2 separate regions of the Mus musculus genome follow, and region 2 is linked to region 1. Evidence: chromatin loops called from intact Hi-C (ENCODE). Cell type or tissue: heart. All regions are shown on one strand. Links, peaks and the distances in the headings refer to the core of each region. The heading gives the core; the rest is flanking DNA.

Region 1 (15,859 bases), core at 4,254-12,253:
AGTGTTGCTTTCTGGGGCCTTTTAAACTAAGGCCAGCGAGTCCTGCTGCCAAATGTACATCAATTGGAACATTAGCCTCACACCAGTGACCTGGGTCACCACAATCAAGAGAGTTAGGTTTGTGACTCCTCCATAGAGCAAGGGGGTGGGTTACCTGCTGCTTTCCCATCTCTGTCTTCTTTCTCACATGTTAGTGCAGTCACTGCCTTCATTGCTAAGCAGGTTCTTAACCATTCTCCTGCCAGTCTTGAGTACGGCCACTGTCCTAGAAGAGAGAAAAGCCCAGGAGTAAGCCATGCCCTGTGGTATTCTGACTGCGTGAATAATTACAGTTCTCAAGTACTTTGCTTCAAATACTTTATTTCATAAAACGTTTACATTTCCTGAATTTTTTTTTTTCAAATCTTGCTCTTGCTTCACACCAGAAGATAACTACAAGGAGAGCCTTTTCCAGGTGGCAAATCTGGAGCTTGGGAGGGCAGATACCTGCCCCATGTGACCCAGCACATCAGAGGGAACATCTAGAAGGAAAGCAGTGTTTCTCTCCTTGGGGCAGCCTGCCGTGATCTTGGGCACTCTAGCCTCCAGAGGAAGCTGAGCTCAGACACCGGATCAAATCTGGTTATCTCTGGGACTGCTTTGTTGTGCTTAGTGATCAGCAAGATTGTTTGCGCCTTGAGTGACCCAGAAGGAATGTACTGACTGAGTTCACACCCTGGCTCCTTAAGGCAGCCGGGTGTTCCCTGAAGTGGCTGTGAGTCAGGCAGAACTGAGAGGTGGGAGAGCTGTGGTTCCTCTGTGCTCGTCTGATGTTTTGCACCTCAGCATTCCTACCTGACGCGTGACACATTTTTATCATTCTCCATCCGTCTGCTGTGCGATGAGTTGCTTCGTTAGGCAAGTCTAGAGCTATTTACACGAGCTGCCCAGCTGTCTGCTTCCTGTCAGCCTGGTGGGGCAGGGAGGTGATGGAGATAGCCTTGGGGCTCCTCTTGGCTGTAGTCGGCTTATGTACGGTTACTGGGACCCCGCTATAGGCCTTGGGGAAGAGGTGACGTGGGCGCTGGCTTCTGGCCAGACAGCTGGCTTCTTGGTGGCTCTAGCCAGTGGTGCGCTGTCGGAACGCAGCCCTGCTGGCACAAATTTCTAAGAAATCTGATGTTCCTACTGGAAACCATGCAAATCAGAGTCGGACAGTCTCAGCCTGTTCTTTGTCCCCGTGCCCTATAATATTCTCCCGAGTATTCCTTTTCTTCCTCTCGTCAGCACACGCGGCCGCGGCACTAGCCTGTGACTTGTGACAAGGTCAAGCTTGGGGACGTTGAGTGGGGACCTTCCCTGACTTTGTTTCGATCACTTCTATACAGCCAGCGTGTGCGCGTGCGCGTGCGCGTAAGTCCTGACCAAGACAGCTCATTAGCTCTTCCTGACTGAGGGGAGTGCTCGGGGCAGCAGCTATCAGTTTGAGGTCCGTGAGATCCCACAGTCTTGGGACTAGACGCCTGTTCGGGACATCTGCCTCTGCCTCTTCCACTTACCTGTCTGCTAAAGCCAAACTGTTTTCCACAAAGCCAGCTTCCTCCAGAACTCAACTTAGCAACCTGAACTAGCCTGAGGCCACTCCCAGAGTAGGAAGCTGCCCTACATTTGGCCAGTAACCAGTAGAACTTGATACTGACGCCGGAGTGTTAAAAATAAACACGAAGTACAGTTCTGTCTTAATCCACGGCCATCGGAGCTGCTATTATTAGTCTGTAGGCCAAACAGGCAGCTGTGATGTGCACACAACAGCCTAGAGAGACCTCTCCTGCCATCTTGGGATCAGACAGCCCCTCCCCTTGGCCGAGCACGTATGAGAAGTACGTCATTCTGGGAACGTGTTAGAGCAGGTAACACTAGAGATAGGATGGATGGAGAGTCCAGGGAAGCCGGCCAGCGTAGATGTGATGGACACGGGATCGTGGACCCAGTCTTAGTGCAGGGGAGAAAGAGAAGGGGCATGACTGTTCTTCCCTGGTCTGTTTTTGATATTGGAGATAGTGTCTCTCAGTCCAGACCGGCCTGGAACTTGCTATGTGGCTGAGGACAGCCTGCCTCTCTGTAGCACTAAGGATACCAGCGTGCATCACCCTGCCAGCTTATGCCTTTGGCTGCTGGAAGACTTGCCCACAAGTGCCTTAGACCTAAAGGCTTCAGATTTTTCTGGAAACTGGGAAGAGAGAAAAGAAACAACCACACTAGTCATCTGCCACAGGCGGAAGAACAGTGGTGCCATATTGCCGAGCACGTACGTCAGGTACGACGTGTGCTCTCCACCTTAGTTCTTCCTCCAGCCTCTGAGGGAGTGCCACAGCAGTTTACAGTCCGAGGTTGGGTGAGGTTGACTGACTTCCCAGAGTTCCAGGGCTTTGACAAGCCATGTGTCAGATTGGAACCTCTGCCATCGTTGTTACAGAAATTCCTTGCTCTGTACAGTTCAGAACCTAACCCCTTGAATCCTCAGGACAGAACCCAACAAGTGACCGAGAGCAAAACTTACACCAACCTTGGTCTTGTAACTAAAGTAAATACCATTGCAGTGTCTTTGCTGATACTACAAAGATCGTCCCCAGCGTTCTCCCCAAACTCAGAGAGCTGGACTCTGGGAGCTGGTGCCATCTAAACTCTACTGGAAAATAAGGCACATCCTGGAAAGTCCCAGAGCCCCTGTCCCCACTGCTGAGAAGATAGCCAGACTGGAACCTGGTTCCCTTGGGCAGTGAACCTGAGATGGCAGTCACACTGGGGGGGGTGTGTAGGGAGGGAGGGGGGGGCTATGGGGAGGTGCACTTGGAGATTTCCTTGAAAGGCATCGAGGCTTCCCTCTGCTCTCTCTCCCACCTCCCCCACGCGGGTCCCACACATGGTGTGTGTAATTCAATCTGGATTCCTCTCATAGCCCCTTCTCTGTGCACATGTGCCCTTTTATTTACAGCTCTGGACAAGCCGATTGGCTTGCTGCCGCCGTCTGGGAGGAGGGGGAGCAGAGAACACTGGGATGTGGCTTCTCAGAGCCTGGGATCCAGGAGGCACTGTCAAAGGATTAGCAAGGTGTTGACCACACTGGGCAGTGGAGAAGCAGCTCAGGGGCCTTATTTGATCCGGCCGCCTTACTCTCCTGCACGTTAGTACTTAAGAACTTTCTCCGAGCAAAGCAGGCCACACTGGGCTTCAGTACCCCCTGTTCCTGCCTTGGTGGTTTCTGGCCTCCTCACTTCTGCTTCCGGCATTGGGAGACTTTATCCTGAGGCCTCGTTGACTGCCGCACCCCTCCTCTGAAGAGCTCAGTCTGTCAAGGTAGGACTTGAGTCTCGCCTAGTCTCCTGATGCCCTCCTTCAACCTGTGCTTGAAAGAAAGAGGACTTGCAGCGGGTTCTCAGTCTCCAGAGGCATTGCTGGGACATCAGAAGCTGGCACTCGAGAGTGAGGAAGGCATGTCTGCCCACACATTCAGGCTAGGATGCTGAGGGGCCCGAAGGTGCCTGTTTACTGACCCTGCCTGGGAACCTTCCCTGGAGTCAGGATTTGGATTTGGTTTACTTTATAATTATCCTGAAAGGGACCACAAAAGTGAGCAGGTGCTGGAAGCTGAGCTAAGGAAGGGTGACGGGCTGATGGAGAAAGCCGTACACGCTGGCTAGATCGGTAGAAAAGACGGATTTTTCTAGGTAAAATCCCTTCCCTGCAACAAGAGACTCTGGAGCAAAGCTAAGATTATTATTGAGTTTTTATGAAACAAAGAAAATCGACTCTTGCTCAGCGCCCAATGTGGTTTGTTCTATCCTGGGTGTAATTGCCCAGGGCTGAAGTCTCCATTCACTGATTGGGACCTTGGGAGCTCTCGTCGATGAGGAGACTAAGAGGCCTGAAACCAACCGGGTGTGAGGTCTGCCGTGGTTTCTGTTGGTGATGGTTTAAAGCTGCCTGTACACTGTCGGTTCATATAGGAGCAGACAGACTTAGGGGAAGGAAGGTATAGCCACACCAGGTTGTCCTGTTCGGCTACAGAGCCAGGCCTTTTGCCGAGTGTTTGACTTATAGAGGTGGCAACATACACGAGCCCAAAGCAGAACAACTTCTGTGCTTCGAAAGAGGACGCTATATTGGGGAGGTCTAATGAGGAAGCAGCTGGTGTGTCTGGGACAGCCCTTCCAGAACACTCCCAGCATTCTGGCCAGCCTTGTTTGGAGTCCAAAATAACATGAAACCAGTTACGAACAGTAAGTATCCCTGTCAGCTAGGAGCAGCTACACTCTGCCAGACGACCTTGGGGCGTTGGCTAGGCTACCCTTCCCTTTGTAAAAGCAGACTCCCGAGGTCATGGCCAGGTGTGCTCAGACATCTGGCAGCTTGTTTATTCTCCTTTTAACTTAGTCACCCCAGTCAACGACAGCTACGGTTCTTAAATCAGCAAATTCTTTGAGCTTGTCTCATATATTTCCTATAGGAAAGTCGGCACCTTCATCTAATCTCACAGAACAGGAACACAGAACCTCACAGCCAGGGAAGGTGGTTCTTTTATAAACAGTTGATTTAGGAGCCACGAAGAAAGATGACTTGTTTTGAATAGTTTTGTATGTGTTTGTGTGTGTACATATGTGGAAGAATGCACGCGTGCATATGCACGTAGAGGCCAGAGATCCGTCTCGGGTGTGTTCCTCAGTCACAGCAAGGTAAAGACCTTATTGTTCTGAGGCTGGGTTTCTACTGAACATGGGAGCTAGACTGTCCAGCAAGCCCCAGGGGTCCTCCTTGTTCCCTGGCTCAGGAATTGCAGACCATCAAGCTTGGCCTCGCACATACATGTGCAGATCTGAATCTGGGCTCTCAGACTCACATGTCACTGACTGGGGGTCTTTCTGCCAGCTAACCATTTCTTTCATGATTCATATTCCTTTTTGTTTTTTGTTTTGTTTTGTTTGTTTTGTTTAGAGACAGGGTTTCTCTGTGTAGCCCTGGCTGTCCTGGAACTCACACTGTAGACCAGGCTGGCCTCGAACTCAGAAATTTGCCTGCCTCTGCCTCCCAAGTGCTGGGATTAAAGGCGTGCACCACCGCTGCCCGGCACGATTCGTATACTAACAAACCATGTTCAGTCCTAACTTTGCCTTTAACCAGATGTTTCTGGATTTTTCCCTATGAGGAGCATAATCCCTCCGAGTTGTAGTCAGAGTCCCCACAATCGGGAAAGAAGGTTGTCAAACATGGAGGTTTAGCGTCCCATCTTCAGCCAGGAGCAGATCAGTTTGGTGCATTAAGGCTGGAAAAAAAATGTTGAAACCCTCGTTCTGACACTGGTATCACTTCCCCAATCATGGTGCTGCCCTGGCCACCCCAGAGCCGTATTGGCAATGATCTTAATAAAACTATGAGACCCTTAGCTTAGATAACGATTCCAGAGTACCCCCACAGTACCTTGTACAGAATAGGAGTCATGTAGATGCCCACAGTGTGACCTTGGAGATGGCTTGCTTGGTAGAGTACTAACCCTGTGAACATGAGTCGCTGAGTTCAAACCCTTAGCACCTGTGTAAAGGCTGAACCCAGTGGCGTGCCTGTAACCCCGAAAGTAGAGGAGGCAGAGACAGGCAGGTCACTGTGACTTGCTGACTAGCTAATTTTGCTCGACTTGGTGACATGTGAGCGTGCACCCACCAAACCCTGCACACAAACACACATGCATACAGCATTCATACAGAGACTGTAAGGTCTTGGGATAGCCAGCAGGTTGGTTCTATAGGTAAGGGTGCTTGCCACCAAGACTGACAACCTGGGTTTAATTCTTGGAGTCCACACAAGGGTAGAGGAGAACTGACTCCTTGAAAGCTGTCCTCCGGCCTCCATTTGTGCGCATGGCGGCGCATGCGTGCCCACACACCCCCCAAATGTAAAAGAAAAATGCTTCTAGATCAGGAAAATACAGTTTATCATAACTTATTTTGATTTGTCTTAATGTGAGCATTTGCTATTAGATCAGTCATACAGTTTGAGGTGACATGGCCAAATGCAGGTTATTGCTGAATGGAATAACATAAACAGAAGTCCTCCCTTATTTCCAGATAAGTTCCTTGAGGTGAAAGGTCAGCAGAGTGACCTTATTGGGAAAGGTCAGGGACAAAGGTATACTGAGACGACACACAGTCCTCACTTCTGTCCCTCTTTGAAACAGGGTCCTGCAATGTAATCCAGACTGACCACAAACTCGCAGCGAAAGCAGATGCCCCTCAGCTTCCCAGACGCTAGGGTCACAGACGCTGGGGTCACTACACCTGGCTCCTTGGGCACCAGGCATGCAGTAGGGCTGGGTAGTAAGTAACAGCATGATCTGTGGTGTGCTAAACTAAAGGAATCATGGAGTGTGTGTCGCTAGCTCTGCAGGCTCGGGGTCGTCTGCCTCACAGATATTTTCGGGACAAAGACCCTGGGCCCAAAGTTCTCATGGGAATCAAGTAGTGAGTACTCCATGCTCTTGATCACAAATGGCACTGCTTAACCTACAGCAAGCCCCAGAAGTAGTCTCTATCAGCTCCAGAAAAGGCCAGCGCCCCACACCTACCGTTTCAGCCATGCTGAGAGGGCTGCTACTGGCTGCTCAGGGTTGTAAGCTCCTCCCTTTTCCGGCTTCTCTTCTTCATTGTTTGCTTCTTTGTAGGACCAGGGGCTGTTGATCCTCAAGCGAGTCAAGGTTAGACCTCTGTAATTCAGCTCAGGTCAGCATGAAGTCAGGAAACACACAGGTCTCAGGAGCGCGGGGAAGATGCAAGAACGGAAGTAGATGAATGTGAAGGCGTGCACCTGGAACCCCAGCGCTGCCTCTCAAGGCTTCTTGAGACCTGAAATCCAGAGTCTTCCCGGTAGAGTGGAGATAGCATAGTCAGCCACCATACCATGGGTTCTACGGCCCACAGATTCAACCAACCATGGAGGAGAAATATTCAGGGGAGGAGAGCTTGCCTGGGACACATAAAGCCCTCAGTTCAATTGGAAATTTAGTTGGGGGAGTAAAGGAAACAGTTCAGAGCAAAACCAAATAAATGCGCATGACTCATTGGGAACCACAGCGCTCACCAGGAAGGTGGCTGGTTGGCTGGTTGGTTTTGTTTTGTTTTGTGGAGTTTTTGAGACAGGGTCTCTCTATGTAGTTCTGGCCACCCTAGAGTTCTCTATGTAGACCAGGCTGGCCTTCGACTCACAGACATCTGCTTGCCTCTACCTCCCAAGTGCTGGGATTAGAGGCATGTGCTGCCATGGTTGTCCTGAAAGCTGCTGTTTTGGAGGGTGGCATCAGTGAGCAGCGACAGATTCCACTTACACACCTGGCTCGTGTGTGGTCTGCTACTGCGCGGTTATCCTCACAGAATGGCCCAGAACTCGAGAGAGGAAGAGGCAGGTAGTTCAGAAGGTCCACAGTTGAAGCGAAGGCTCTAAGAACCCAGTCCCTTTCCTTTGCCTGCCTTCCTGTGGGAGAAGGAACTTTCCAGACTCTCTGCCTGGTTAAAGGGAATCGACTCCCTTACAACCCTGGTCGAACCCAAGTCCGCAAGAACCAAAAACTGATGTGACAGGCTCAGCTCCGCTTAAACTGTTAGACCCTCTGAAGAGCCGGGAGACCAGCTGAACCCTGGGTTAGGGAGGTGGCCTGCAGCCACCCAGACTTGGAGCATCAGAGCCACCTGCTCAGAGAAGCCCCCTGTGGCCCAGGGGCTTCCTTCAGAAGCCTACGCAGAGGGACCCTGGAAACCCAGCACTGAGATTGGGCCTTGTGAAAAATGCCGGTGTTGTTTAGCTGGTGGAATGCTGATCTGTCGCTGGGAATATTGTTTTGTTTAGTGTAGCCTCTGGGTGGGGCTTCCAAAATCTCCTTCCAGGATGACCCTCCACCCTAACCCAGCTGGAAACCTAACTAAAGAAAAAGCTGGGAAACACGCAGTCATTCACTGCCTGAGTGGGAGGAGTGTGTGTGGGGGGGTGCTTCTAGCCAAGGTCGGAAAGGAGCGGCCTGAGAAGGGAAGGAAGGAAGGAAGGAAGCGCCCAGGCTCTGCCCAGACTTCTTCCAACACTCAGGACCCAGGAGAAGCTAGGCTCGGCTCTCCCTGGGTTTTTATGCTGCTGTCTGGAAAGTCTCCGTCTTCCAGCACCTACTGCCCCCTGTGGCTGACTTCTCTCTCTACGCCCCTCCCCCAGACTAACAGGCCGAAGGGACCGACCTGGAACTGAGTGGCTGCACTGTGGGCTTGCCTGCTCCTTTCCCTCCCCATCCCTCCCCTTAGTAGCAACGTCACCGCAGCCCAGCCGCCGTGGCAGCAGCAGCAGCAAGAAGACAGGCTGAGATTGCGCAGCCTCCCTGCATTAGCTCGGGATGCCATTGTACTAACAGAAATCAGATCTCAGGGTATCAGCCCGGTCCCCCTTGTGCGATCTCGAGGACCAGTGATTCAGCTGCCATTGTCGAGGTAGGGCGCGACGGGCGTGCAAAAGGAACGGGAGCCACCAGGTCCAGCTCGAGGCTCCTTGCAGAGGAATGGCTCTGGGGTGGGGGGTGGGAGGTCACTGCTGGCAGAGGCCGGATCAGCATCAGCATCTGGGCTCTGGCTTCTGAAGGGTGGCTTTGTCTTTCGGAAAGGGAGAGTGACAGCAAGCGGAGACAAACTCATCTCTGCATGCATGCATGGGCCGGGCAAGAAAGAGGCTTGGGCTGATGCTATCTATCTGTGCTGTTTGGTCAAGAAACAAGATCCTTTTCTCTTCCTTCCTTCCTTCCTTCCTTCCTTCCTTCCTTCCTTCCTTCCTTCCTTTCTTTCTTTCTATCTGGGTATTTCTAATGAAGCTGCTGTAGCTGCAGCTTTCAAATCTGGACACAAAGGCTGAATGGGTGGAGACCCTTCTACAGCTCGTGGAAGTTTATGCTGAAAACCATGCAGGAATCTATGCATTCTTATCCAGAAGGTTGGGTGGCTTTTCCTCCCCACACATGCATACTTGTATGCACACAGACATATCCATTGTAGAAGCTGCCAGGCTCTGGGATTGGTTGCAGTAAGAATGAATGCAAATGCCCTACAGCGTATGGAGAGAGGGATGCTGAAGGCACCTGACCTCTTATGTTATACTCAGCCCTGCTCTACAGAGCAGCTTCCTAGCAGGAAGGGACCAAAGCACAAGCTAAACCAATGCCCCCTGATCCACCATACCGCCCTCTTCCCTTCGTCCTGCCCTAGAGAAGACTGTCAGCCCCACAGAGGCTCTCCGAAGGACCTCAGGTCAAGGTCAGATCACTAAAGTATAACAATGAATGCCTTTGCCTCCCTCCCTGCTAGCTCTGAAGAAACCAGAAAAGCAGCAACTAGGTACTGTGACCAACAGAGGGATGCTGTTGGGTGAACAAAGACAGGAAGCGGCCTTCTGGAGTTGTCTTGCCCGTAGGCAGACAGATCCTTAGCCCTGTTTCCACCATTCACCCGGTAGTCAACTTGGAGATTAGACGGGAGTTTTACAATGTGTGACTGGGCATTTCGGGAGTGTCCTGAGAGTAGGTTAGTTCCCAGCAAGCCAAGAACTGTGAACAGCACAGTGGAGCAAGGGGGAAGTGTCGTGAGAACCATGAATGGGCCAGGATGAGGCAGAAGCCTGAGAACTGGGGCCTGAAGGGCAGGAAACAGGATTGACCAATGTGAGAACATGGGACGAAAGGGGCCGCAGGTTCAGACTAGTTGATAGAGCTTATATAAGTGGTCACGGCAGTGGGCACCATGGAATAGTAGGAAACAGCTGTGTGAGGGTGATGGCCGGACTTGAGGGAGAGGACTGGCCTCAAGCCCTTGAGAATGAGTGGTAGTAGACACCCTCGAGAGGGGACGTGCCCAGGCTTGGAGCCATTTCAGCTGTGATTGGGAGTGAGCTACCCATAACCTGCAGCTTGGTTTCCTCGTGTGTTAAACGTGTGTGATGACACACACACCTCTAATCTCAGTACTCAGGAGGCAGAGGCGGGCAGATCTCTGAGTTCAAGGCCGGCCTCAGCTACAGAGCCAGTTCTAGGTCAGCCAGGGCTATACAGAGAGACCCTGTCTCAAAAATATAAGCAAGCAAGCCCACGCAGTGAAAATGCCTGTGACTATATGGGGATGTTTAGATGGAATTGGAGATTCCCTGCATCTGTGCACCTAGATGTCACATCTTCCTGCTGGCTGAGCCACTACTCTACCTACAGAGTTAGATTTAGGTAGGAGGCTCGTCTTCGTTTATGGGAGTTTCCTCCTCCTCTCTTCATTTAATTAGGAACAACACGTGTGAACTGAGTTCATTCATCTCAGAGTGCTCTTCACCCATGGCCACAGTGTTACATTCACTCCCAGGGAAGAAGTCTTAGATGCACTCTCGCTTGTTTTCTGCAGTGTTTGAGGCAAAGTCAAATGGCTTATTACATCATTCCTCTTTGTGTTGTTTGAGTCAGACTCAGTAGCCCAGGTTAGTTTGAACCGACTGTAGCTCAGACTGGCCTTGAACTCCTAACCTTTCTCCCTACCCTACAGATGCTGGGGTTATAGGGGTCACCTCCCTAGCTCCCATTTCATTCCTTTTTTTTTTAATGTTCAAAAATTAGGGCTCCTAATTTTTATTATTAATTCTATTGTTTGCTCACTTATTTGTAAAACTCTGGCCCTGAGCTGTGTCTCCAGGTCCCTTTATAAAAAAAAAAAATGTATGTGACTGTTTTGCCTGGATATATCTATGAACCCTAGAGGGAAATCTAATATTGTATTTAAAGAGAATCCCCCTACTTAAAGAAAACTATTATTTATGTACATGGTATGTATTATCTATAGATGAAACAGAAAAAAAATGAAAATCATCCAGAATTGCTCAACAGAGATCTGCACTATGAATATTTTGTTGTATTTCCCATGCATATAAACATAAAAATTAATAAAAATAACTTAGAAAAAGATCATATATATACAGTTCATCTTCTATTTCCTCTTTAAGTCAGTGCTCAGATTACCATATTGACATTGTTTTGAGCCACAGTCTCACTGTACACCCAATCTGGCTATGAATCCTGGGTTGGGGAAACTCTTCTGCCTCAGCCTTCTAAGTAGCTGGGACCACAGGACCTCACCACACTCAGCTAGTAGCATAGGGTTGCTTATATATCACACACACACACACACACAGTGCACACATGCACACACCACGTGCGCATGCACACATTTTTGGGGGTGGGCAGGGTTTCAAAAGGCACCACACCTAACTGTATATTTTTCAATTAGTGGATCCTTGTTGGAATTTTAGAGTCTTGTCACCCTTGTTACCTTCATAGCGTGTAGTCTGTTTGTGGGTATGTGGGGGTGTGTATTACACACACTGTGTTGTAGGTATGTGGGGGGGTGTATTACACACGTGCACACATATATGAGACCCAATATTTTTGTAAAGGAGATACGCGGAAGTAAGGGGGAATTGTCTTGTTTTCTCTTATATCAAAGCATCCTAAAAAATCCCATCCATTGATCTTGTTCCTCAAAACGTCACTAAGCCATTGTTCCCCATTCCCCATTTTGTTCTTACTTTATTTCTGCAAATGCCCACCCTCTCTATCCCCCTCCCACCCACCCCACTCCAGCCCTCCCCCCACCCCCCACAGCAGGCTTTCTGTCTCACTCCTCTTCCCAGAACCATAATCTTTTGTGGGTTTTGTTTTTGTTTTTTGAGACAAGATCTCTCTATGTAGCCTTGGCTAGCCTGGTATAGCTTTATTCTCAATACAGTTCATAAACCAGTCTGTTCACTGTAACAATCGCAGTGTCTAATAGCAGTGCATTTTTATCACCCCGCAAAGGTCCTCGTTAACCATTAAGCAGTTGTTCCACATCCCCCAGCCCTTGGCAGCTGCTGATCTACCTTCCATTTTAGCCAGTTTTCTTGTCTTAGACATTTCAAATCAGCAGGGCGTGGTGGCACACGCCTTTAATCCTAGCACTCAGGAGGCAGAGGCAGGCGGATTTCTGAGTTCGAGGCCAGCCTGGTCTACAAAGTGAGTTCCAGGACAGCCAGGGCTGCGCAGAGAAACCCTGTCTCGAAACAAAACAAAACAAAAAAAACAATTTCATGTAAGTCATATACCACACAAAGGAGTCACACGGAATACCATCTTGTAAGGCTCATTCATGTTGTAGCATGTTCTAGTGACTCAAGCTTTTATTGCCAAATAATGGCCCACCCATGCGTATATGGCGTTTGTACTCCTTTTTACCTGGTACAGAACATACTTACTCATTCATCAGCTTTGGGGTCTCGCCGTGGTCTTGGTTACTGTGCAAGCTGCTGTGAGCACGTTTATAGTGGCTTCTATGTGGCCTTCTGAGTTCAGTCCTAGAAGTGGGGTTGCTGGGTCTTGTGGGCCAGTCTGTGTAAGATTCTGAGGGACAGTCAGACGGTTTTTCAAGGGCCTGTACCATTACAGTGCCACAGCCACCTGTGAGGGTTGTAATCTCCGTGCTGTCACCAAGCTTCTGGTTGCTGTGTGTTTTGGTTTGGGGGCCCTGTTGGGAGAGCAGTGGTATCTCGCTGGGGTCTGTCCGTCCGTCCGTCCGTCTTTCTTTCTTTCTTTCTCTCTCTCTCTTTTTTTTTTCCAAGACAGGGTTTCTCTCTGTAGCCCTGGCTGTCCTGGAGCTCACTCTGTAGACCAGGCTGGCCTCCAACTCAGAAATCCACTTGCCTCTGCCTCCTGAGTGCTGGGATTAAAGGCATCGCCACCACACCCGGCTGTTATTTTCTTAATGACTAATGATATTGCCCATCTTTTCTTCTTGTTAGACCACTCGTATGTCTTCTTTAAAGACGCATCTCTTCAGGGATGGGCATGGTGACACTTTGAATCCTAGTTCTTTGTAGGCAAAGGCAGGTAGATATTAATGTGACTTCAAAGCCAGTTTAGTGTACATGTGAGTCCAGGACCATCCAGATATATACAAGGAGGCCTGTCACGAAAGGAAGGGAGGGAGGGAGGGAGGGAGGGAGGGAGGAAGGAAGGAAGGAAGGAAGGAAGGAAGGAAAAGTTGTAAGAGTTTTTTGTATAATTTGATTAGAAACCACTGTCAGGCATATGAGTTAAGCGTACTTTCCCCCATTCTGTGGGGTGGCTTTGGTGTATGTGTGGATGAGTGAATGCATGTTGACTTCAGGGGTCATTACTCAGGACCTTGGCTTTGAGACAGGGTCTCTCACTGGCCTGGGGTTCACCAGGCAGGCTAGGCTGGCTGGCCACAGAGTCCTAAGCAGTTACCTGGCCTTGCCTCCCCAGTGGTGGGTTTCCAGGTGTGTGACCCTGTGCCCTGCCTTTTTAATACAGAGTCTGGAGTCCACACTCAGGTGTCCATGCTTGCCTGGCAAGCCCTTTACATCTGACCTGTCCCCTGGCTCACTTTTTATTTTTTTAGAGGTATCCTTTGAAAGCACAGTGAGGTTTGATGAGGTAAGAAACACAGCCACGGGTTTATCATGAGGTTTACCACGGGTTACTCTCGGGTTGACAATGGTCTTCGAGGGTAGAGTGCTTACTTAGTGTGCATGAAGACCTGGGCTAAGTCTAAACTGGCAGATAAACTGGGCGTGGCGGTACATGCCTGTGATCCTAGCACATAGAAAGTGGAGGCAGGAAGATCAGGAGTCCACGGTCATGCCTGCCTAGATGTGGATTTGAAGGACAGCCTGTGATACGTGAGACCCTGTCTCCAATTTTTTATAAAGATTTATTTGTTTATTTTATGTATGTGAGTACACTGTAGCTGTACAGATGGTAGTGAGCCTTCCTGTGGTTGTTGGGAATTGAATTTAGGACCTCTGCTCACTCTGGTCAACCCTGCTCTCTCAGTCCCCGCTTGCTCAGGCTCAAAGATTTATTATTATAAATAAGTACACTGTAACTATCTGTAACTATCTTTTTTTGTTGTTGTTGTTGTTTTTTGTTTTTTTCGAGACAGGGTTTCTCTGTGTAGCCCTGGCTGTCCTGGAACTGACTCTGTAGACCAGGCTGGCCTCGAACTCAGAAATCCACCTGCTTCTGTCTCCCAAGTGCTGGGATTAAGGGCCTGTGCCACCACTGCCCAGTCACTGTAGCTATCTTAAGATGGAACAGAAGGAGGCGTCAGATCTTATTCCGGGTGGTTGTGAGCCATCATGTGGTTGCTGGGATTTGAACTCAGGACCTTCAGAAGAACAGTCAGTGCTCTTAACTGCTGAGCCATCTCCAGCCCCTTCTATAACTCTTAACCTTGTAACTTAGCTTAACTTCTCTAGTTTTTGCTTCCCCATGTCCATCCTGAATATCATACTCAACACAATAGCACTTACAAATCCCATAAAGGAGACTTCCTCTCAGAAGGCTTAATTTTAATGTGGTTTAACATACATAATTGTAATGTATAATTAAGTTTAATTATAACCTACTATAGTTGTCCCTCACACATACAGTTATTGGATATTTGCATTTCCCTTTAATGCATTTCCTTAGGCATGTGTAACTTGCCTGGCCTTTCACTGTATTCTACATGAGGAGCTTGGCCCTTTGGTCTAAATGAGTTAAACTTTAGTCAGTCAGTGCTGTCAAAGGTTCAGTTAGATGATTAAGAGAAAGCAAATGGGGGATTTAGAGCCAGAGTAGGTAAAGGGAGAAGAGAGATTGATAGATCAGAAGAAATTAGTCTTGGGGAGTCTAGGAGAAAGAGGCCTGAGTCCGACAGCCCAGGCAAAGAGTTTAAGAGGTCATTTCTACACAGGCCAAGAGACCAGAGGACCTCATGGATGATGGAACTTCAACCTCTCAGAGGTAAAACTTGGATAGAGACTTTCCAGGAAATCCCAGTAGCAAAGGTTTTAGGCTACTGGTTTTCAGCCTATGCGTAGTGACCCCTTTGGGAGTCAGACAACCCTTTCACAGGAGTCAAATATCAGGTATCCTGCATATCATTACATATTAGCACATAATGATTCAAAACAGCGAAATTATGGTTATTAAGTAGCAATAGAAATAGTTTTATGGTTGGGAGTCACCACCACATGAGCAGCTGGATGAAAGGACAGCAGCATTAGGAAGGTTGAGAACCACTGCTCTAGGCTAAAACAAAGCCAAATCGGGGTACTTTAAAGGTTCTGAGCCCCGACCTAAACAAGCATCAGAACTGTGTTAGGCCCCATGTTTGCCAGGTCTGTGTAGGAGTATGACAGAGTGCCGGGCTGGGGATAAGAGCGGCCACGCCCCTACCCCTTGTGGGGAGAGGTCTATGTCAGCCATGCTAGTGGTTATCCAGTGTCCCCTCCGCTGTGCTTATGAAGGTCTGTTATAGTAGCAACACAGCTCTCAGACACCGAGCCACCAACCAAAGAACACACATGGGTAGGACCGAGGCCTCCAGCACGTAGGCAACAGCCTGGGCCTCCCAACAGCTGAAGCAGAGGCTCTCCCTAAAGCTGTAGCCCGACTATGGTATTCCTTCCCCATCAGAGCTGCCTTGTCTGGCCTCAGCAGGAGAGAATGTGCCTTGTCTGGCAGAGATATGATGTACCAGGGTCGGGGGATTCCCATGGGGGCCCCACATTCTTAGAGGAGAAGGAGAGGGAGGACAAGGAAGAGGGACAGCATTTGGAATATAAATAAATAAAAAACCAATAGTAGCCCACAGTAATCAGAGGGATAAAGGTTCTTGGTCCATAGGGAAGAAGAATAGATGCTGGCAGTCTTTGGTCAACTGGTATAGTATGTTTTTAGATACATTTCTTACAAAATTATAGCTGATTTCTATGAGCATATAATACATGTCTG
Region 2 (15,859 bases), core at 4,280-12,279, 67 kb before region 1:
CTCTTTCTCTCTCTCTCTCTCTCTCTCTCTCTCTCTCTCCCTCTCTCTCTCTCTCTTTCTTTCTTTCTTTCTTTCTTTCTTTCTTTCTTTCTTTCTTTCTTTCTTATTTGTAAGTTTTATTTGACAGTTACATCTATGGAGATTGCTTGCTTTGAGCCCCAGAACTCACATACAAATACAAGGTGTGAAAAAAATGCCAGGTGGGACTTGCTGACCAACTGAGCTAGTCTAACTAGGGAACTCCAAGCCAGTGAGAGATCTGTTCTCAAAGGAGGTATTCCTAAAGATGACATCCTCTGGCCTATACACACAAGTAAGCACATGTGTAGAATGCATGTGTACACACATTAACATTGACATATATACATCTATATTTAAAATGCAAATGTATTAGTCCCATCTATCCAGCTAGGTGAAACTCCTCAGCATCAAGGTTCTTTTTATTCTATTTTATATCCCCAGGAAGAGAAAAAGTAAAATGCACATCAAGTCCCACTTAAAGATTGCAGATTGGCACATGTGGTGGTTTGAATAGGCTTGGCCCACAGGGAGTGGCACTATTAGGAGGTGTGGCCTTGTTGGAGGAAGTGTGTTACTGTGGGGGTGGGCTTTGCCAGTCTTCTCCTGTTTGCCTTTGGAACATGAGGTGGAACTCTCAGCTCCCCCAGCACCATGTCTGCCTGGATGCCACCATGCTTCCCGTTTTGATGGTAATGGACTGAACCTCTGAACCAGTAAGCCAGCCCCAACTAAATGTTGTCTGTTATAAGAGTTGCCTAGGTCATGGTGTTTCTTTACAGCAACGGAAACCCTAACTAATACCGCATGTATGTATATTAAAAACAAACAAACAAAATAAAAATAGATGCAGGGGCTGGAGAATGGCTCAGCAGTTAGGAGGACTGACTGCTTTCCTCTTTGCTACCACTCACACAGCAACAGACAACCATCTGGACTCCAGCCTCGGGGGGTTTGATTTGTCCTCACGGGTCCATGAGTGTGTGTGCATGCCCACACAGACACACAGACATACACACACACACACACACACACACACACACACACACAGCTTTTCCCAAAATGTAATGAAACTGTTTAGAAGAATAAAGGTGACAAATAAGAGGAGAGCAGTGAGAAAGGGAGGGGCAGAGTCAGGCCAGGGACACATGTTCAACACAGCTTGTACTTATATGAAAACTTTAAAGTGTATAATAAATCTCGAATAAAAGGTTGCATATCTTCTTCATGTGAAGAAATTATGAAATTAAAAAGCTTATAGCCAGAGATCATGGGTTGAGACCAGCCTGGGCTCATGGTAAATTCCAGGCCGGCAGACTGCAGAGCAAGCCCATGTCTTTAAAGGAGCAGGCTATAGGAGAGGAAGAAAAGTATGCAAGAGGAAAGCAGGGGAAGGTGAGAGGGCCACAGGAAAAGGAGCAGGTTCTCAGCTTCCAGAGAGGAGGATGGATTTGACTGCCGCAGCCCCAGCAGCAGCAGGTCCATATCAAGTCTGTCAGGAAACTATTTGCAGCTTCTAATCCAACCATCAGATAAACAGTGAGATATAAATACAAATTTTGGACTCTGTAGACTTGGCTCAGTGTCTTAAGAGCACTTGCTGCTCTTTCAGAGGACCCAGGTTCAGTTCCCAGCACCCACACAGCAGCTCACAGCCATCTGTAACTTCAGTCTCAGGGGATCCAGTGACTACTTCTGGCTTTTGCTGGAACCAGACGTGTACATAGAACACTTACTTATGTAGAAGCAAAACACCATAAAATAACAATTTTTAAATGAAACGAAGTACCTTTATGTATCTTTGACCATCATGGAAGTGTAAGTCAAATTATATCAGTGGTTCAGGGGGCCACATTGGGATTTCATTTCACCTCAGAATGGCTACCATTGTGAAAATAGAAAATAGGCACACAGGAAAAAAGATATCATATGCTCTATTGGTAGGAATATAAATTAGTCCAACCATCGTGAAAGCAATAAACTAGAAGTGGCATTCGCTACGCACTGCTGAACCACTCCTGGTATAAACCTGAAGGAGTCAAAGTCAGCACTCAGCACCCAGCGCGCCATAACTACAGTCCTTCTCAGCCACTGCCCTTGAGGAGCTGTGGTTCAGTGGACCCGTGGCCTGCCTCCCACCATCACCACATGCTGAACTGTTCCACCACTGCCATCTCCCTTATCTCGCTATTCGTTTCCCCAAGCATCCTCCCTGCCCCCAAGCTGCGCCAAGCCAAAGTCAACACGGCAGCCCCTCCAGCTCTGTTTTGGAACCTGCATCTCCTACTCAGTATCCAAGTGATTTGAGGTAGAACATTGTCTTACGCTGAATATCAACATTTTCATCTGTCAGAAATGTTCGTCAGTATTAATCAACATGTAAAGAGCTTGGCAGAGTTCCTATGAATTGGTGCTTGGTGTGTTCTGGTTGTTGGTACCCCCCCCCCTCGGATTCTCACAGAGGCTCCTACTGACCTGTCTGTGCCCTGTGTACTACTCTAGTGTCCCCACCCCTACCCCCACCTCACCCCCCTCCCCCAGGGCCCCCCACTCCCCATCACTCCACTCTCCAAGGGGAAACATCTATGAGAGCTAAGACTGCAGAGGAAGGATGAAGAAGTATTCAGATTTGCTGTTCTGTTTTTTTTTTTGTTTTTGTTTTGTTTTTTTTTTCTGTACAGATTTTCATGTTTTTAGGTGGAATGTGTTTTCTGCTGTCGATTGGACATGGCATCTGGGAGAACAGCAGAGGCTACTATTTCCAGGCCTTTCTCCCATGGAAACATTATATTACCTCATCGGCTACGAGTTCTGCCCTCATTTTCTGGTCCTACTTCATAGTGCTCAACACCATGGTACCCATTTCCCTCTATGTCAGGTGGGCATCTTTGACTATTTCTGTACAGGGGAGGGCATGACCTTCCTCTTCCTGCTTTAATAATCAACTAGAGTATGGTATTTTAGAAAGCATGTGGTTTTTTTTTAGTTTGTTTTTTGTTTTTTGTTTTGTTTTGTTTTGTTTTAGACAAGAGTTTGCTGTGTAACCCAAGCTGACTTGAAACTTCAGATCCCCCTGCCTCAGCATCAGGACTGGGATTACAGACATGTGCCACCATTCCACCAAAGCTCACTATGTATGCTTTAACTCTTTTCTTTTCACAGGCTTGGTGTGTAAACAGTAACTAGACGCTGCATAAATGTCTTTCATGTCTAGAACACTGTGTTAGATATTGTGTGATTTATATAAAGGGACACTTGCCTATCCCCTTAAGTAGCCTGTAAGTGACTGTATAAGACATGCAAACACATGAAACAATTAGTAAATGGCACACAAACTTCTTGTTGCTTAGCTATGCCAGACAGCCTTTTCATACCATCGAGCTAGGCTCTCACTCACACAGATAATGCAGAACTCAGAAAAGAAGAATGGAACTAGGTGTGGTAGCTTGAATAAGAATGCTCCCTCCAGGATCGGTAATTTGAATGCTTAATAGGATGAGGAGATGTGGCCCAGCTGGAGGAGGTGTGGTCTTGTTAGAAGAAGTGTGTCACTCACTGGGGGTGGGCTTTGAGGTTTCAAAAGCTCATGCCAGACCTAGGGTCTCTTTCCTCCCTGTTGTTTGTGGATCAGGATGTAAAATTCTCAGCTCCAGGGCCATGTCTTTCTGCCAGCCACCATGCTCCCCACAATGATGATAATGGACTGACCCTCTGGAACTGTAAGCAAACCCCAATGAAATGTTTCTTTTGCCTAGTCATGGTGCCACTTCATAAAAATAAAGCAGAAGGTATATGCTTTATGCTCTAAGTTAAGTTCTAAATATGTGTTTATATGTGTTTTCTCTTTTTAAAAAAATTATAACTTTATTTTATTTGTTATTGTGAATTTAAGTTTTCAAAGTTTTTCTAAGTTTCATAATGTTTTCTGGCTTTCATTGGAGTATAACAGTGTTTTGTCTCTAATTTTATTAATTTGAGTTTTTTTCTCTTTCTTTTGATTAGTGTGGATTTGTAAACTTTATCTGTCTTTTAAAGAAGCAGTGTGTGTGTGTGTGTGTGCCTCATTTCCAAGTCTCCTAAAGCCTGACTTCTGATATTCCAATCCTGAAAGCATTCACCATAACAGAGTTACAGTATTTAATAAATGACCACCTAGTATGTGCCACATCCTTTACTGGCTGCTTGCTCTGGGCATCACCTGTCTTCACCATTCAATCCTGGAAATGCAGGCAGGTCCCCAATGCCCTCAGCTCCAGTTCTTCTGATTGCAGAGCCAATGCCTTATCATTAAACTGTCACCCTTGTCCTTCACTCTTGAGCAATATAGTGTTTGCTGTCTAAGCTAGAGCAATGAGACAGGAAAGAGATATAAAAGAAATACAAGTAGGAAAAGAAGTTATGATCCTTCTTTGCAGATGACATATCATACATTTAAATGACACTAAAGACTACATCAGAGAAGTCTTAAATCTAATTTAAAAAAAAAAAAACACTTATTAAAATACCAGGACACACAACACACAGAACAATTGGTAGCTTTTCTCTATACTGATAATGATGTTTTCAAGTAAGGAATTGGAGGGAGGAGTTCTCACTCACAGGAACTACAAAAACAAAGCGTCTACAAGAAGGAAAGACTTCTACAGTGAAAACGTTTAAACAGTGAATAAATGAAACAGAAGAAGACACTAGAAGACTGTAGCCATCAAGCAGCTATGGAGAAACTGGGTTACCTGAAATGGGGACTGGAAAAGAAAAGAGATGGTTATAGAGAAGGAAGAAGCCAAGACAAAGGTTCTGATCAAGGCTCAAAGTTTAATACTCAGCACTGTGTTTATATAGAGAGCTCCCACAGACCCATCTTTTGTTTCAGCTGTCTTATGTTGCAAACAGGCTCAGCAGGTGGTCTATTCCTCAAAGCTCCTGTAGGAAATTGCAAAATCACAAGGCCTGACACTCCACCTAGGTCATAAAACAGTTGTGGCAAGCACTCAAGATCTGTTTAGCCTGCTCAAGGCTGAGGGAAGCACACAATCTCCCCCCCTTTTTAAAAAATGATGAGCAATTATCAGTAGCTGGACAGGGGGCACAAGATTTACTTGTTTTCCATAATCGCATCTAGGGTATAGAGCGGCAAGGCAACCGTGCCTGTCTTAGGTCCAGTGTCTATATTGCTCCTTTTACCTGTCATGGAGGACAAACATAGCATTGATGTATGTCTCTGTCTTAGGTCGATAGGAGCGCAAAAACACTCTTACCCATCTCTGACTACTGGCCTTCTATAGAACACTCTTTCCCATATGAATGTGCACTCAATGCATTAGTTCATAGCAATGGATAACTGCCATGGTGAATAGCTGAGCTTGCTGAAAGTGATCCTGTGTGAAGGCAACCAATCTGCTTAAGATACATGGTCCAAAAGTTAAAAGCAACAAAATTATAATAATAGTCCAAGCAGTGTAGAAATTAAAGTTTTAAGTCATGGGGAATGGAGAATCAGGGTTCAAACCATCCCTGATTCTGTCCTTTTTCTCTTCCTTTTGACTAGTTCTTCTCTAACTTTAGCCATAGAATCCTTTACTATTCCTGAATGATCGATGTGAAGATAACATTTCTCATGGAGGGCTGTGCATAGTCGTCCTTGTTGAAGGAATAAAAGATTAGGATCTTAAACACATGCACTAATACTTGTTTGAAATTCAGATCCTGTCCAATTTAATATGCTGAAAATGTAACTTCATAAAGAACTGCAACTAACTTCCCAATATGTCTCTGAAAATGTCCAGAACCAGCCTTCCAAATGAAGACGGTCATCTCCTTTTTTTCCAATATTGGATTGATTTCTAGACCAGTCCATGACTGAGTCAGAATAACTGGTCACATTAAAGGAAAGAGAAGAGTCATTATAACTTCTCCTTTTGATTAATTTTTCTAAGTCAGTTTCCATAGTCTCCATGTTCTCTGTCCCTCAAGGTCTAAAAGCTTGAAGCAAGGCAACTTGTCCAATCTGGGATATAGGCAAGCAAAGGTGAGTCAAGAACATATGTCCAAAACAGCTATCCTGTAACCATTGTCAGGGCACTCAGCAAACTCACAGGTCAGCATCATTCTTTGTCTCAGCATCAGCATGTCACACCAATCACTCTGGCAGCTAGCACACTCCTGCAGCATCCTGTGGAAAAAACACAAACATGCCCTCTTCCCATATTAAATGTCTGGTTGGGATCATGCCATATGCCAGTAAGTAGATCCTTCCATTTCACCTTGGCATAGATAAGTATGCCTAGTTGTAGGGAGCATAGAAACTCAGCAGAGAGTTCCTTAGCATCCAAATTTTTAACAAATTTAAAAATAAAAAGCTTGATTTAAATAATGTGTATGGGGATATAATTCCCCCTTTTTTGTGTTTTATGAAGATACTGTTTTAAAGTTCCATGGGCCTGTTTCACAATACCATGTCCTTGAGAATTATGAAGACTCCCAGTAATATGGATAATATTAAACTATCAACAAAACATCTCAAATGCTTGACTGTAATAGCCTGTTCCATTATCTATAACACCTGGATAGATCTGTAATCCTTTTATAATAATGCTGCTTCAGCCTAAAAGTAACCCCCAGGTCCCTGGAGGCAAGGGCCCAAAAACTCCTGTATGCAGGGTTGGAACTCCCATTTCTGGGGTCAGTACTGTGTAGATGGTAGAACTGAGGTCCAATCCTGCACTTCCTGTGATTGCTCTGATAAGTTCAGAAATGGATTTCCCTGGCTTGGCAACGGCTTCATGGCTCCAAAAGCTGCCTGTTGTGGGTGCCTTGGGGTCTGAGACTGACTCCTCCTCACCAAGGAACAAGCAAGGCAATAAACACATTTCTAGGGACTAGTCAGGATTACCAAGACAAAAGGAATGTCACACAAGCCTCTGCTAAGGCTGCTCTGAGCTTTGCATTAACTCAAATGTTTCTTAAATCTCCACTTGCTTGATTTTTTTTCCTAATTACAAACATGGGTGAGTTAAAAATTCTGAGCTTGTGATGGAACTGCAAACTGCAGCCAATGGAACACCGGCAGTCTAGCCATAATGTTTAAGTTTCTTTTGCAGTATTAGAGCATAACCATAGTTTTGGAAAACAAAACCCAATTTTTAACAGTGTAAACAATCCATTCTCTTTAAAAATCAATACCAAGAGCATTACTTTCAAGTTACAAAGTTTGGCTGCCAGTTCTTATATATGAATGTGTGACAGTGCAACTTTTAATACCTCATTAAAGAGACATTGTTTTAAATCCTATCCTTTAGAAATCTAGTTTCTAGGATAAGAATTACATAAAATATTATCCCAATTTAGAAGTATCTTTAGACACCTGTTTTCCTGGGTTGGCTCATGCCATGTGTTGTTGTTTAGAATGACTCCAACTCTGAGTTACCAGTTTTAAGCTAACTTTCTGTTACAAATGTTACAAATTTCTAATCATACTCAATAACTTATAAGCCAGTACTCTACTACCAAGACATGCAGAACATATTTATACCTTTAAAACCAGTCAGAAACAAAAATGAAATGGCTATATACATCTTATATATTTAGACCAAACACAATTTTTACTTTTTTTCTAACTATAATTTCAAGAGAAAAAGCACCTTGTCACTTGCTGAGCCCAGTAAACACGATCAGAGGTTTCCCGAGTAGAAACAACCATCAGCCATAGAACTTGCCATAGAACTTGAGAAGCTGCTGGCCCCTTTAAGAGCAGCTTTTGCAGACAATCAGCTCCTGGCAGGGCTTCTCCAGCTATGTTAGACTTCTAACTACAGGTGCAGGGCTCTAAAGGCCAATTGGGACTGCCTTTTAAACAAGTTAAGCTAAATCAAGGGGTGGACAGCCAGCAGATAAAGTTTTAATCATTTTTCCTTTTCAACATGAAACACAGGAAAATAATCATTCAAACAACGAAATAAAACCAGACATAAATTGACACACGTGGACAGATTGGTGCACCAAGGACAGACAATAAACAGAGAGGGGAGAGAACTAGATTTCCCAAAGGGACCTAAATATAACCAGAGCTAAGGATATCTCCAGTAGGAGACAGAGGAAGCTGGATGTTTCCCGATTTCCTCCTGTCCTCCCTCTCTCTCTCTCTCTCTCTCTCTCTCTCTCTCTCTCTCTCTCTCTCTCTCTCATGCCATTTATATATTTATCATCCCTACTTTTGGGAAACATGCACAGCATAAATCTACTTGAGCTAAGAATTTTTTCTAAAATCTGTTTTTTAAACCCTGCTCCTCTCACCTGATGCAGCTCTTGACTGCAGACAAATTGCACTGTCACCCCTAGGTGAATTTGGCATCCGGTCAACACCACTTCAGCCTAGCTGTATTCCCTTAATGTGCCTCCTACAACAACATCCTCCAAAAAATAGACTTATAACTAGCGCTAGCATTAATGCTGTTTGTTGCTTACCGTGCAGTAAACTGTTGCTTTTCTTCTGTTTTCTGTGGATCTCCACCCAAGACAGCATTTCTCAGTGGGTCCCCACCCCCTCCCCTGTTTTCAGTCCCCTTGTTCGGGACACCACCTGTAGCCGTTCAGCAGTCATGGGTGAACTGGGTTACTTGAAAGGGGGTCTGGAAAAGAAAAGGGATGGGTGTAGAGAAGGATGAAGCTAAGACAAAGGTTCTGATCAAGGCTCAAAGTTTAATATTCAGCACTGTGTTTATATAGGGAGATCCCAGGGACACATCCTTTGTTTCAACTGGATTATGTTGCAAAGCTCAATGCTCCTGTAGGAAATTGCAAAAGCAGAGAGGCCACCCCACCTAGGTCATAAAACAATTGTGGCAAGCACTCAAGGTCTGTTTAGCCTGCTTAAGACTGGGGGAAGGGCACAGAAGAGGGAACGTCCTCCCATGTCCCTGGGTCAGCAGAATTAATATGAAATTGCCGGTGGCACCAAACGCAGTTTTACAGATTCAACACAATCTCCATCAAAATCCCAATGACAGTCTTTATGACACTAGGAGAAAAAAAATGCTAAAACCAATGTGGAACTACAAAAGACTTTGTAGCCAAGCAATCAATCCTAAGCAGGAGAGAAAAGTGCTAGAGGTACCCCAGTATCTGATCCCATATTAGAGAGCTGCAGTAACAAAAATGTCTTGGCACTGACACACAGATAGATATGGTGACTATGCAATAAGGCTGAAGACCTAATCGCACAACTACAGCCACCTAGTCTTTAATAAACATGTCAAAAAACATACACTGGAGAAATGACAGCCTCTTCAAATTTAGGACAGTCACTGAGGTAAACAAAATCAGCCAGACCCAGACAATTAACTGTGTGTTTTCTCTCCTATGCGGAACCTTGATTTAAATTTGTGTGTGTGTGTGTGTGTGTGTGTGTGTGTGTGTGTGTGTGTGTAAAGAGTTTTTTTTTCTAAAGCTTTACACATTTTTAGGTGTTTTTTTTGTTTGTTTGTTTGTTTTGTTTTGGTTTTTTTTGGTTTTTTTTTTGTTTTTTTTTTTTGTTTTTTTTTTTGTTTTTGGTTTTTTCAAGACAGGGTTTCTCTGTACAGCCCTGGCTGTCCTGGAACTCACTTTGTAGACCAGGCTAGCCTCGAACTCAGAAATCCGCCTGCCTCTACCTCCCGAGTGCTGGGATTAAAGGCGTGCGCCACCACCGCCCGGCTTTATACATTTTAAAAAAGATTTTATTTATTTATTTATTTTATATATATGGTGAGTACATTGTAGCTATCTTCAGACACACCAGAAGAGGGCATCAGATCCCATTACAGATGGTTGTGAGTCACCATGTGGTTGCTAAGAATTGAACTCAGGACCTCTGGAAGAGCAGTCAGTGCTCTTAACTGCTGAGCCATCTCTCCAATACCACCACCACCACCACCACCACCCTTGTTTTTTTAAAGTAGTACTGATAACTTTTTACTTTTTAAAAGATTTGTTTATTATGTATACAGCATCCTGCCTGCATGTATGCCTGCATGCCAGAAGAGGGAACCAGATCTCATTATAGATGGTTAAGAGGCATCATGTGGTTGCTGGGGAAAGAGATTTTAAGGGAGGAAGCAACAAAGAGGGTAATGAAATACGTTTGATGTGAATGCAAACGGACATAATGAAATACATTTGATGTGAATGCAAACGGACATGCAGGGGAAGCGTGGAGGCTAGCAAGACAGAAGGGTGAGAGGAAGGCTTAGGGGGTGGGTGCACAAGAACAAAACCTCATGAAAACACCACGTGGACGCCATTGTTTGTGTGCTTACTCAAAAGTTTTGACTCTGGCTCTCACTGTGTAGCCCTAGCTAACCTGGAACTTACTCTTGTAGACCAGGCTGACCTCAGACTCACAGAGGTTCACCTGCCTCTGCCTCCTGAGTGCTGGGATTAAAAGATCGTGCCACCACGCCTGGATGCATGCTCACTTAAAATTGATCCCATGATACTCATGAGACTCGCTGGTGTAGGGAGAGGTCAATCGAAAGACAGAGTGCAACAGGCCAGCACTGGCTGGAGTTTGATCAAGGATGAACCCCTAAAACAGCCTCTGATTTTCACAGCTCTTTCCTGAAGCAAAGAATATCTTAGCATTGCAAGTTTCTCTTTCCAACATAGCCGTAGTAACGGTCTTTTTAATTACACCAACAACCTTACCTTTTATAAGTTAACTGTCCCTCCAAAGGTACTTTTTAAATTGACTCTTTCTGGACACATTGCAGAAGATGAGTGGAAGCAAAGTATATCCCAGACAAATTAATCAGTTCTATTGGGGTCCAGGTGGGGAAACCTTGCATAATAGTAGCCAGGGTCAGAGCCAGGATGCACTGGCTGGTGTGGGATCCACATATAGACCCTCATCTATCATGGACTTAGAAGAAGCAAACCAAAAATAACATATCTGCTTGTCCTGCTCTCACCAGCATCCTCTTTTCTTGCTTTCTCCTTAGTGTGGAAATAATAAGACTGGGCAACAGTTACTACATCAACTGGGATCGAAAGATGTTTTACGCCCCAAAGAACATGCCAGCGCAGGCTCGCACCACCACTCTTAATGAGGAGCTGGGCCAAGTCCAATACGTGTTCTCTGACAAAACAGGAACCCTGACTGAGAATGTGATGATTTTCAACAAATGTTCTATCAACGGGAAGACCTATGGTGCGTGCACGTCCTGCCCTCCCTGAGCCTGGGAGGGGCTGCTTGGCGGGCTGCTTTCAAGTATGCCAAGTCTACAGAGCCTCTGAAGTTCTATTCACCTTCTGTTCTCACAGCCCTTTATGAGCTAAGCTGGGAATGGGAGAGGCGGCCCTCCCCAGGGAAGAGTACACCAACTGCTTGCCCAGTGCCAGTTAGGCCTAAAAACATACATACATGTAATATTACATGAGCTCAGTAGACTATATATGTGTGTGCGTGTGTATATTTGTATATATGTGGTTAGACATAAATACATATGTGTATATATATATATATATATATATATACACAAAGTATATCTACATATGTTTATGTGTATATATCAAAATACATATGCATGCAATAGCAATTAGTGAAAAAAGGGGCCATAAATTTGAGAGAAATTGGGAGGTTATATGGAAATGTCTGGAGGGAAGAAAGAGAAGGGAGAAATGATGTAATTGTATAATAATCTCAAAAAATCAGTTCTAACCAGAAACACATTTATTTAGCACTTAGTAGATGAAATCTTTTGTTTTGTATTTTAAGAAGACCAATATTTACAAGATTTAGTCATTAGTCTCAAGGGATTCCCAGTATCCTGGAGAAAAATAATATGCTCAGTTATTTATAAAATAAAATCAAGTGGATATTGGTAAAGGGGTAGAAATTTTTCGTTGAGAGTTAGTTTTTGAATCTATAGTAGAGTATAGCAGCTGACTGCAGTTCACTGTGATGTCTTGTATGCTTCCAGCTCCAAGCTGATAAGAGACCTTGTTTAGAAAAACACACACACACACACACACACACACACACACACACTCACACACACACACGCACTAAGGAAGAAAGGAAGGAAAGAAAAGGAAATTGTGAATGGTGTGTTCTAAGGAATGACATTAAGGCAGGTCTCTGGCCTTCACACACACGAGTGCACATGTGCATCCACATACAAAAAAATAATAAAAGAAAGCCTTCTTTTAAATTACCCAGAAATCGCCTTCCTGGATCCCCTCCTACAGCAGAAAAAGAAAGGAAAACAGGGATTTGCAAGTATTCGCTGCAGCATTATTGCTCAAAAGTAGAAATATCCCAGATGTTCATCAAAAGACATTTTAAAGTAGGCAATAAGTATATGGAATATGATTTTCTCATCAATAGTCATGAAGTTTGGTACCTGGTCTTAAGGATATACCTTAAGAACAGTGTGCTTAGTAAATGGCCTGACACAAAAGGACAAATCTTACATGGTTCTCCTTGAGTGAAGAATCTAGAATAGGAACAATCCACAGAAATGAAAGCAGAAAGGGGCGTTGAGGGGCTGGAGTTTCTCTTTGAAGTGCTTACAGAGTGTTGAGTGCTGAGTATGTGGTGGTAGGTGGCTCCTTAGCCTGCAGGAGGCTAAGGTGTGAGCCCCAGCACTGCCAAAAACAATGCACTGCAAATATATGGTAATGATAACTGCACAGCACTGCAGATGTAATTAATGATGCTGAGGTTTAAAAGCGGCAGGCTAGCGGGGCATGGTGGCGCACGCCTTTAATCCCAGCACTCGGGAGGCAGAGGCAGGCAGATTTCTGAGTTCAAGACCAGCCTGGTCTACAGAGTGAGTTCCAGGACAGCCAGGGCTACACAGAGAAACCCTGTTTTGAGAAACCAAAAAAAAAAAAAAAAAAAAAGTGGCAGGCAGGCTTATAGCACACACAATAAGATAAAAACTTCCCTTAACCCTTCACTAAGTCTCTGCTCCATTTATTTGCCAATAGGTTATTCCTACGACGACAATGGAGAGTATGTGCCAAAATCTCCAGTGAGTAATTACAGCTTCTTGTGATTTACATGTGGGGAGTCAGGACAGAAGTATCTTTTACAGTCTCCACTCCTGAAATAATAAGATTTTAGTGGCCTAACATTTTTTTAAAAAAAGTATATACATGGTCTGTCTTTATTTGAGAAATATTTATGAAAGTTGTCTTGTCAGTGTTGGCTGTGTCTCTACCCTCCTCCTCTTTCCCCTCCCCTCAATCTCTCTCAAAGCAATTCATGATCATTGTCTTAGTCACTGTTCTATTGCTGGGAAGAGACACCATTCCCAGGTAGCACTCATAAAGAAAGCATTTGACTGGGGGCTGGCTTAGTTTCCAAGGGTTAGTCTGTCATCAGTAAGGTAAGCAGCAGATAGGCATAGCGCAGGAACAGCAGCTGACAGCTTTACTTCCTGATCCGCAAGCAGCAGGCAGAAGGAAAAATACTGGGATAGGCATGGGCTTGGACATGGGCTTGGATGCCTCAGAGCCCACCCCAGCAACACATCTACTCCAGTAGGACACACCACACCTTCTAATCCTTCCAAACAGTTCATCTGCTGGGGACCAGCCATGCAAGTAAATGAGCCTGTGCGGGCATTCTCATTCAAACCACTGCATTCCACTTCTTGGCTCCCAGAGTTGTAGCCATACTGTAGTGCAAAATGCATTTGGTCCAGTTTCAAAGGTCCGCATAGTCTCAGTCTCACACTTTCAAAGTCCAAAGTCTCTTCTGAGACTCAAGGCAGACTCTTAACTGTAACTCCCTGTAAAAGCAAAAATCAGACCACATGCTTCCAACATACACTGGCCCAGAATATACATCACCATCCCAAAGGTGTGGAAAGGAAGCATAGTGAGGGAATACTGTACCCAGGTGTGATAGCTGTAATCACTTGTCAGCTTGACCACATCTGGACCCAGGTGTGATGGCTGTAACCCATTGTCAGCTTGACCACAACATCTGGACCCAGGTGTGACAGCTGTAATCACTTGTCAGCTTGACCACATCTGGACCCAGGTGTGATGGCTGTAATCACTTGTCAGCTTGACCACATCTGGACCCAGGTGTGATGGCTGTAATCACTTGTCAGCTTGACCACATCTGGACCCAGGTGTGATGGCTGTAATCAGTTGTCAGTTTGACTGAATCAGGAATTAACTAGTGCCCAAGTGGCTGGGTACAACTGTGAGGGATTTTTTTAATTAGATAATTTGAAGTGAGACGACTCACTTTGAATCTGAACCTTTTGAGGTGAGAAGATCTACCTTTAATATAGCCCATATCTTCTGCTGGCAGCCCAGGTAAAGACATAGAAGAAGGGAGCTTGCTCTCCTTGCCTGCTTGCCCTCACTCACTCCAGTAATTGCATCTCTTTGCTTATATTAGAGCCTACTTTTTGCAGATTCTGATGTACACCGAAGACCAACTGAGACTTCCAGCCTTGTGGGACTGTTTCTGTTGGTAGACAGTTGTCATTGGACTAGCTAGGCTACAGCCTGTGAGCCATTCTATAAATGCCCCCCTCCCTTCCTCCCTTCTTCCCTCCCTCCTTCCTTTCCTCCCTCTCCCTTCTTTCCTCCCTCCCTCTCTTTCTGTTTCTCTATCTCTCTCTAATATATATTTATAATCAGCCTGGACCTGTTAAAGAGCCTTCTCCTGTCCCAGGCCCCACACAAAGCTAGCAGCTTTCTGTGTCACTTGGTATATAGGTTGAAATAACACACCCAAGTGAAGAATGTCCTGTCTCTAGAATCCAAACAGACCCACTATACATTGTGATTCTTTCTTGGTGATGGAAGGGGCCAGGTGCAATAATTTATCTTTCACTCTAAAAGGTGCTTTTCTAGTTCAGAGACCAAAAGTCTTCCATACTCCTCCAAACAACAGCATGGTCAGGCCTATGGCAGTAATACCCTATGTCTGATACTAACTTCTGTCCTAGTCTGTGTTCTATTGAGACACCATGATCATGGCAACACTTATGAAAGAAAGCATTTAATTGGAGGCTTGCTTACAGTTTCAGAGGGCTAGTGTATTATCATCAAGGCAGGAAGCAGACAGCATGGTGCTGAAGCAGTAACCAAGAGCTTGACATCCTGATTCACAGGCAGCAGGTAGAGGGGAAGACACTGGGCCTGGCATGGGCTTTTGAAACCTCAGAACCCACCCCCCAGCAACACACCTCCTAATCTTTCCAAACAGTTCGTCAACTGGGGACCAAGCTTTCAAACATATGAGCCTATGGGGCCATTCTCATCCAAACCACCACAATATAATCATTATAAATATTTTTAAATGGGGGCTGGGCTATAGCTCCTTTGGTAAAGGGCTTGCCTTATAAGTATGAGGATGTGAGTTTGGACTGCCCACATAAGAAGCTGATGCAGCAGCTCTCTTCTGTAGCCTCAGTAGGAGGCAGTCACTGGAGGTCACAGGCCAACAATCTAGATAAAAAAGGCAAGCCCTTCAATGGAAGATGCTATCTTAAAAAGATAATGTGGAAAAAGAACTGTCCTTGATGAGGGTGAGGGCTACATTTTTGTGGGTATAAAGACAAATACTTAGATTGTAGTTAGGGATTTTACTGGTTTAATAAATTGGCAGTTGCAGATTCTTATTAAAAATCCATGGCTTCACTCACCCTGTGTAGTTGGCTAGGTCTCCAGTTCCAAGAACAGTGCTTTTTGTTGGGTGGGTCTTAAGTCCAATTAGAAAGCTGTTGGTTACTGCCAAAGGATGTGTGCCCCTCCTGCACCCTTTGGGGTTACTGTGCTGTGCAGGCCTTTGTTATGGTTCACAGGCATCAGCTGGGCACAAGTGCTGGTTGCTGTC

What was found. Hi-C counts contacts between places; a loop is a spot of excess contacts. Peaks named below come from ENCODE experiments on the same cell type or tissue, not always from the same donor. Only the 100,000 strongest peaks of a DNase experiment are listed, where the experiment ranks them.
Region 2: it touches region 1 in a loop (2.6-fold over the local background); 3 of 42 quality-filtered maps call a loop at or near these places.

Annotation. Positions count from the first base shown.
Region 1 is chr4:43,398,189-43,414,047 of GRCm38, forward strand. Rusc2 (RUN and SH3 domain containing 2) reads left to right here and starts at 8,314. Exons shown (of 12, transcript NM_199057.3): 1 at 8,314-8,492. Gm52698 (a long non-coding RNA gene) reads right to left here and starts at 2,702. Exons shown (of 3, transcript XR_003955205.1): 1 at 835-2,702; 2 at 155-265; 3 at 1-45. In heart, for the core only: a CTCF peak has its summit at 8,200; DNase peaks (open chromatin) are centred at 4,263, 8,073 and 9,533; H3K4me3 peaks cover 2,208 bases; H3K27ac peaks cover 3,068 bases.
Region 2 is chr4:43,331,446-43,347,304 of GRCm38, forward strand. Atp8b5 (ATPase, class I, type 8B, member 5) reads left to right here. Exons shown (of 29, transcript NM_177195.3): 13 at 2,700-2,896; 14 at 10,992-11,200; 15 at 12,985-13,028. It overlaps Gm46851 (predicted gene, 46851), which reads right to left and starts at 8,690. Exons shown (of 2, transcript NR_168620.1): 1 at 8,482-8,690; 2 at 4,814-6,190. In heart, for the core only: no CTCF peak of the experiment used is centred there; a DNase peak (open chromatin) is centred at 8,856.